Linked DNA regions of Mus musculus: region 1 is linked to region 2. The links are chromatin contacts, found by Hi-C or POLR2A ChIA-PET in ENCODE. All regions are on one chromosome and are shown on one strand. Each heading gives the region's core, a stretch centred on a gene start or an enhancer-like site at or near the end of the contact. The rest is flanking DNA. Distances are from core to core; before and after follow the strand shown.

Evidence for each region. A loop is a pair of places that touch in the nucleus more often than their neighbours do. ChIA-PET counts read pairs that join two places held with the same protein, here RNA polymerase II (POLR2A).
Region 1: POLR2A ChIA-PET joins it to region 2 with 11 read pairs in Patski. The contact joins the enhancer-like site here to the promoter of Ftl1 in region 2. A Hi-C loop is called at or near these places in 1 of 37 maps with a recorded cell type or tissue (heart). POLR2A ChIA-PET finds 5 or more read pairs at or near these places in 5 of 5 experiments (Patski and embryonic stem cell).

Annotation. Positions count from the first base shown.
Region 1 is chr7:45,536,368-45,539,067 of GRCm38, reverse strand. It overlaps Plekha4 (pleckstrin homology domain containing, family A (phosphoinositide binding specific) member 4), which reads right to left. Exons shown (of 20, transcript NM_001381849.1): 7 at 1,196-1,411; 8 at 591-870. Among named protein-coding and RNA genes, the nearest start is that of Plekha4, 8.1 kb to the right of the region's middle. Within about 2 kb of position 1,332, at least 1 of the 3 ENCODE cell types and tissues checked has a DNase peak (open chromatin) inside an H3K27ac peak, as active enhancers do; it is heart, where a contact is called at or near this core.
Region 2 is chr7:45,458,562-45,461,261 of GRCm38, reverse strand. It overlaps Ftl1 (ferritin light polypeptide 1), which reads left to right and starts at 1,376. Exons shown (of 4, transcript NM_010240.2): 1 at 1,376-1,732; 2 at 2,032-2,178; 3 at 2,602-2,700. The coding sequence starts at 1,631.

The sequences.
Region 1 (2,700 bases), core at 83-2,582, 78 kb before region 2:
AAAGAGGACCGTGGAGTAGGTCAGTGGTAAAGTACTTGCCTAGAACAGTCACACACACACACACACACACACACACACACACACATCCTCAACTACACTGGCTACATACACACAGGGTGCTAATAAATGGACTAGCATGGCAAAACCACTAGGGGTTGCTGGAAATTAGCTTCCGATATTCTGGGCTATAAACCCGTGATTCTTAGAGGGATTGTCAGGAGGCTGGCTATGTTGAAACAATAACTGGAATCCAAACTATGCTTTGGCCTCTCAGTTTCAAAGAGAGTGTTCTGGACTACAATACCCACAATACATAGAAGCAAAGGTACGCGAGCACGCGCTACCCCCCCCCCCCCAAAACTCCTCCACACACATCCTGAGACCTGATGGGACGTGGAATCACTATAGGAGCAATGGTACACCCACCCACCCACCCACAGCACCACCATATGGGGGGGGGGGGAGGCGGAGATGACCAGTTGCATTGTGAACTATAATCCCCATAATTCCTGGGAAGCATGACTCAATCACTGGCCTAGAAAGCGAGCCTGGAAGCCTAGTGGGAAATGTAGTCTGCTCCTTTCGAGCACCTGCGTTCTCTGCTCTGGTGTCCGGGGCTGGGGACTCCTGGGTGGCCGTTCTCCGCCAGCTTCAGAGGAAGGTCCTCGGCGTGGAATGGGAGGTCGGGAGAGGGTCTGTCTTTGGGGTCCCCAATCCAGAGGAGGTCGGACATCGATGCGACTCAAAGGAGTATGCGGTCGGGCAGGAAATGAGATGTCTCCTGCTGAGAGAGGGGGTCGCCGGGCCGGGGCAGAGCGAGGACGGGGAAGGCTCAGAGGGGAGGGAGGCCGGGAAAGGGGTGAGAACAACCTGTGGAAAGGAGATAATCGGGAAACTGTGTTAGCCTGAGTTCCTGCTCCCAGTCCATCTCTCTACCCAACAAGAGTATCTGGCTTCCCTGAGTCGCACTGCCCCTCTGCTAGGCAGAGTGGGTGTGTTCCCTTTGGGAATATATGCATCCATTTACCTGCAAAAGACCAAGCCTTGACCCAGGCCTCTGGGGTCCCATCCTTCCCTTAAGCCACGCTTCCAGCTAGCTCCCTCTTTCCTTAGACCTCCAAAGAAGCCTCACTGGGCCAACCAGTCCTTCCCTTGCCCTACCATTAGACAAAGCACCCAAAGGGTTCCTTCTTACTCTGGGCTCCGGGTTCTACGACTCCAGGTGTCAGTCTGCAGATCCACTGTAGAGTTGGGAGTGTGCGTTTCATGTCTGCCAAGACCTCTGGAGAGCCGAGCTACCTCTGGTGATTCTGAGATGCGCCCCTCTTCCCTTCTGTTCACCTCTGGGGGTCCTCCGGGTCCCCCAGGACCTTCCCCAGGCCTGGGACGTGCAGGTGACCTCGGGAGTCCGCTAGCAAGTGAAGAAGAAGAGGGATCTGTTCCTTATTCTTTTTTCTTTTTTTAAGATTTGTTTATTTATTTATTTATTATGTGTACACTGTAGCTGTCTTCAGATACTCCAGAAGAGGGCATCAGATTTCATTACTGGTGGTTGTGAGCCACCATGTGGTTGCTGGGATTTGAACTCAGGACCTTTGGAAGAGCAGTTGGTGCTCTTAACCACTGAGCCATCTCACCAGCCCCTGTTCCTCATTCTTGCTCCTAACAGGACACTGGGTCTACTGGCACAGGACCCAGTGCCCTGATATCTAGGAACTGGGACAGGATGGGAAAGTGCCCAAGACAGTCTGACATTTGGGGGGGAAGTTGAGGGGTGATGGTGATGTTGGGTTTTGTTTGTTTGATTGGTTTTTGTTTTGTTTTTGTTTGTTTGCTTGCTTTTTGAGACAGCACTTCTGTAGCCCAGGCTGTCTCTGTAGCCCAGGCTGTCCTTGAGTTCTTGGTTGAGTTCTTGGTCTTGAGTTACCCAGCATTAGTCTCCCCAGATCGGGAGTGAACCCACTTTTTAAAAAAAAATTTGCTCACAGGGACTGGAGAAATGGCTCAGAGGTTAAGAGCACTGGCTGCTCTTCCAGAGGTCCTGAGTTCAATTCCCAGCAATCACATGGGATCTGATGCCCTCTTCTGGCATGCCGGTGTATATGAAGATAGAGCACTCATATACATTAAATAAATACATAAATCTTAAAAAAAAATTGGCCCACAACAGGAAGGGTCTAAACTCAAGGCCATCTCGGATGAGGACAAATGGAACCCTTGTCCCACAAAACAGCAATCAATCAGGGCAAAGGTGGCACACACTTTAAATCTCAGCCCTGGGGAGGCAAAGACAGGTGGATCTGAGTGCCAAGCCAATCTGGTTATATAGTGAAAACCTGTCTCAAAAAAACCGAAACCAACCAACCAACCATCTAGGCACAGTTCTGTGTCCCTATACTCTAGGAAACTGGGGATCCGAGACAGATGCTGCTGAGAGCTTGTAGGCTGGTCAGCTTGACTAATCCAGCAAGCTTCCAGCCTAATGAGAGACCCTGTCTCATGGTAATAAGGTGGAGAGCAGCAAAGAAGCTCACCTGATGCCCAGCTCTGGCCGCCTCGTGCACTGACCCAGGCATATGAACTTGTACACTTAGATGCATTACACACACACACACACACACACACACACACACACTCACTCATTTTAAAAGTAGGGCTGGGTGTGGAGAGCCTTTTGGGGTGCCGCTTGGCAGGGATCTG
Region 2 (2,700 bases), core at 127-2,626:
TTCCACCTTTACAGCCTTGTCCAGGCCTGTCGGGTTGAAGGCCAGAGGTCAGGTTCTGGAGCACTGTGGTTAATGAGTAACTCTGACCCCCAAATCAACAGACCACCGCAGACGTCAAGTCAGGAGAAAGATACGTGTAGGCTAGCCACTCCAGAGCCGTACAGCTGCCTGACCACACAGGGAAAACAGACCACAAGCCCCTTAGCCGGGGGACTTCTGGCTGTCAGCCCGGGTGTGGCCTGCCGCCCGCCCCACTGCCTAGCTGAGCTCAGCGTGACTCAGCAGAACTGGCCTTGCTACCCCTTCCACTAAGGGCCTCAGCAGCACATTCTTCCTGCTCCGCGTGGCTCCCTTGACCCATCTTACTGTTTCTTCCTTTAGCCCCTTTTCATGATTGGGCTCGTTTCCCTTTGCTCTCTTCCCAGGCTTCTGAGATTAGACCCTGGTATGAGCCCGTCCTGTCCTCAAAAGTCCAGTTGGGCCTTGCATGCCCCAACTGTTCTGCGTAAGACTGACTGTCTGTTTCTGGGTCCTGAGTTCTTGCTCTCCCTAACTCTCGGGCCTTTTGATTCCAAAAGAGCAACCTGCAAGGAGGCTTCTGGACCAAACTCCAGGAAGGAGCCCAGCAATTCTCCAAGCGCCATCATGCGTGTCTGTTTCTAGAAAGACAGGTTCACTGACACAGACCCAGACAGACAGGCTGACCAGAACTCCAAAGTCCTGTCTGGGCCTCCACATGTCACCTTCCAGAGCACCCGAGGGAGGTGCACACACGGTAACCCAAGGCTCTCTGCCCACTCCAAGCCCTCAAAGGGCTTCACGACCTCCTGGGTTACAGAAAACAGAAAAACAAGCAAACAATCTTAGTTCCTATGGTGAACCTAAAACCCTATACTTCTGGGCATCCCTTCCATTCCCTCAAGGAGATCTCTAGAATCTTTGGAATACCAGACTTCCTCATGACGTGACATATCCCTTCATTGTGTGCAATTGGACATATGGAGGTTCCCTTTGCATTTACAGACATTACCCCACACTCAGCCCATCCCCAGATCCATGTTCTCAGGCCCCAAAATTCTCTTTTGTGAGACACCCAGAAAAGGACCTCGAAGTCATCCCCTCCCCAGGGTCTCAGTGACCCGGAGCCCAGAACCCTGCGACCCCTCCAGGTTGCGCCTCCGGATCCGGACCACCGCCCCTCCCCCAAGCCTCCATTTCACAAGGCCTCGCGCTCCAGTCCCGTGACTTCATCTCATGGGACTGGGTGGGTGGGGAGCGAGGTTCCCCTCAGCTCCGGATTGGTCAAGTATACTTTTCCGTCTCCGCCTCACGCCACCGCCGATTGGTTAGTCTCGGGCCTGGGGCACCCCTCCCTCCGGAGGGTCAACATGCTATAAAAGGAGCGCTCCTTGCCCGGGACTTAGAGCAGCGCCTTGGAGGTCCCGTGGATCTGTGTCTTGCTTCAACAGTGTTTGAACGGAACAGACCCGGGGATTCCCACTGTACTCGCTTCCAGCCGCCTTTACAAGTCTCTCCAGTCGCAGCCTCCGGGACCATCTCCTCGCTGCCTTCAGCTCCTAGGACCAGTCTGCACCGTCTCTTCGCGGTTAGCTCCTACTCCGGATCAGCCATGACCTCTCAGATTCGTCAGAATTATTCCACCGAGGTGGAAGCTGCCGTGAACCGCCTGGTCAACTTGCACCTGCGGGCCTCCTACACCTACCTCTCTCTGGTGAGCAGCTCGGGGTTGCCTTCTGAACGGGGGGGGGGGGGGGGGGTCCATCACACCCACCCTCCTGCGCATGCGCGGGCCTTCTTTGTTCCATGCAGGGCAGAGACTGTGCTCCGACCTCTCCCTCTCCCTGCGCGCTGTGTACATAGTAGTTTTGTCTGACTGGAACTCGCTGGGCAGACCGGGCTGCCCTCGAAATCTCACACGTACTGCCTCTACCTCTTGAGTGTTGCGATTGAAGTTTACAGTGTGAGCCGAGCCACCGCGTTCCGTTAACTCGTATTTGTAACCTCCCGCAGGGCTTCTTTTTTGATCGGGATGACGTGGCTCTGGAGGGCGTAGGCCACTTCTTCCGCGAATTGGCCGAGGAGAAGCGCGAGGGCGCGGAGCGTCTCCTCGAGTTTCAGAACGATCGCGGGGGCCGTGCACTCTTCCAGGATGTGCAGGTAAGAAGCGGGGGTATTGGGCACTACCGAGCATGTGCGTTTACTTGCCATCCCCATAGTTTGGGCATCCGGATAGACGTCTTGGAAGGGAGTGGTGGCAGGACTAGTGTAGACAATAGGAGTATGTAGAGCAACTAAACCCACCAGGATGTCAGAAACTGGAAAATGGGGGTAATTACAGAATACAGATGAGGACTGCTGGGCTGGGGAGAGGCGGTGTCTCTCTAGCTAGCATGGAAATCACAATGTAGACCAGGTTGCCTCCTATCAAGAGATCCTCCTGTCTTCTCGCCCAGTCTCTCAGTGGTGGGATTAAAGACAGTATCCCATTATTTTTCCCCACTGTGCCCACTTTTCCTGTGCAGTCAGTTTTATATTGGCTGGGTGAAGGATGTAATCTAGGCTTGATATTCTTGTGTGCAGAAGCCATCTCAAGATGAATGGGGTAAAACCCAGGAGGCCATGGAAGCTGCCTTGGCCATGGAGAAGAACCTGAATCAGGCCCTCTTGGATCTGCATGCC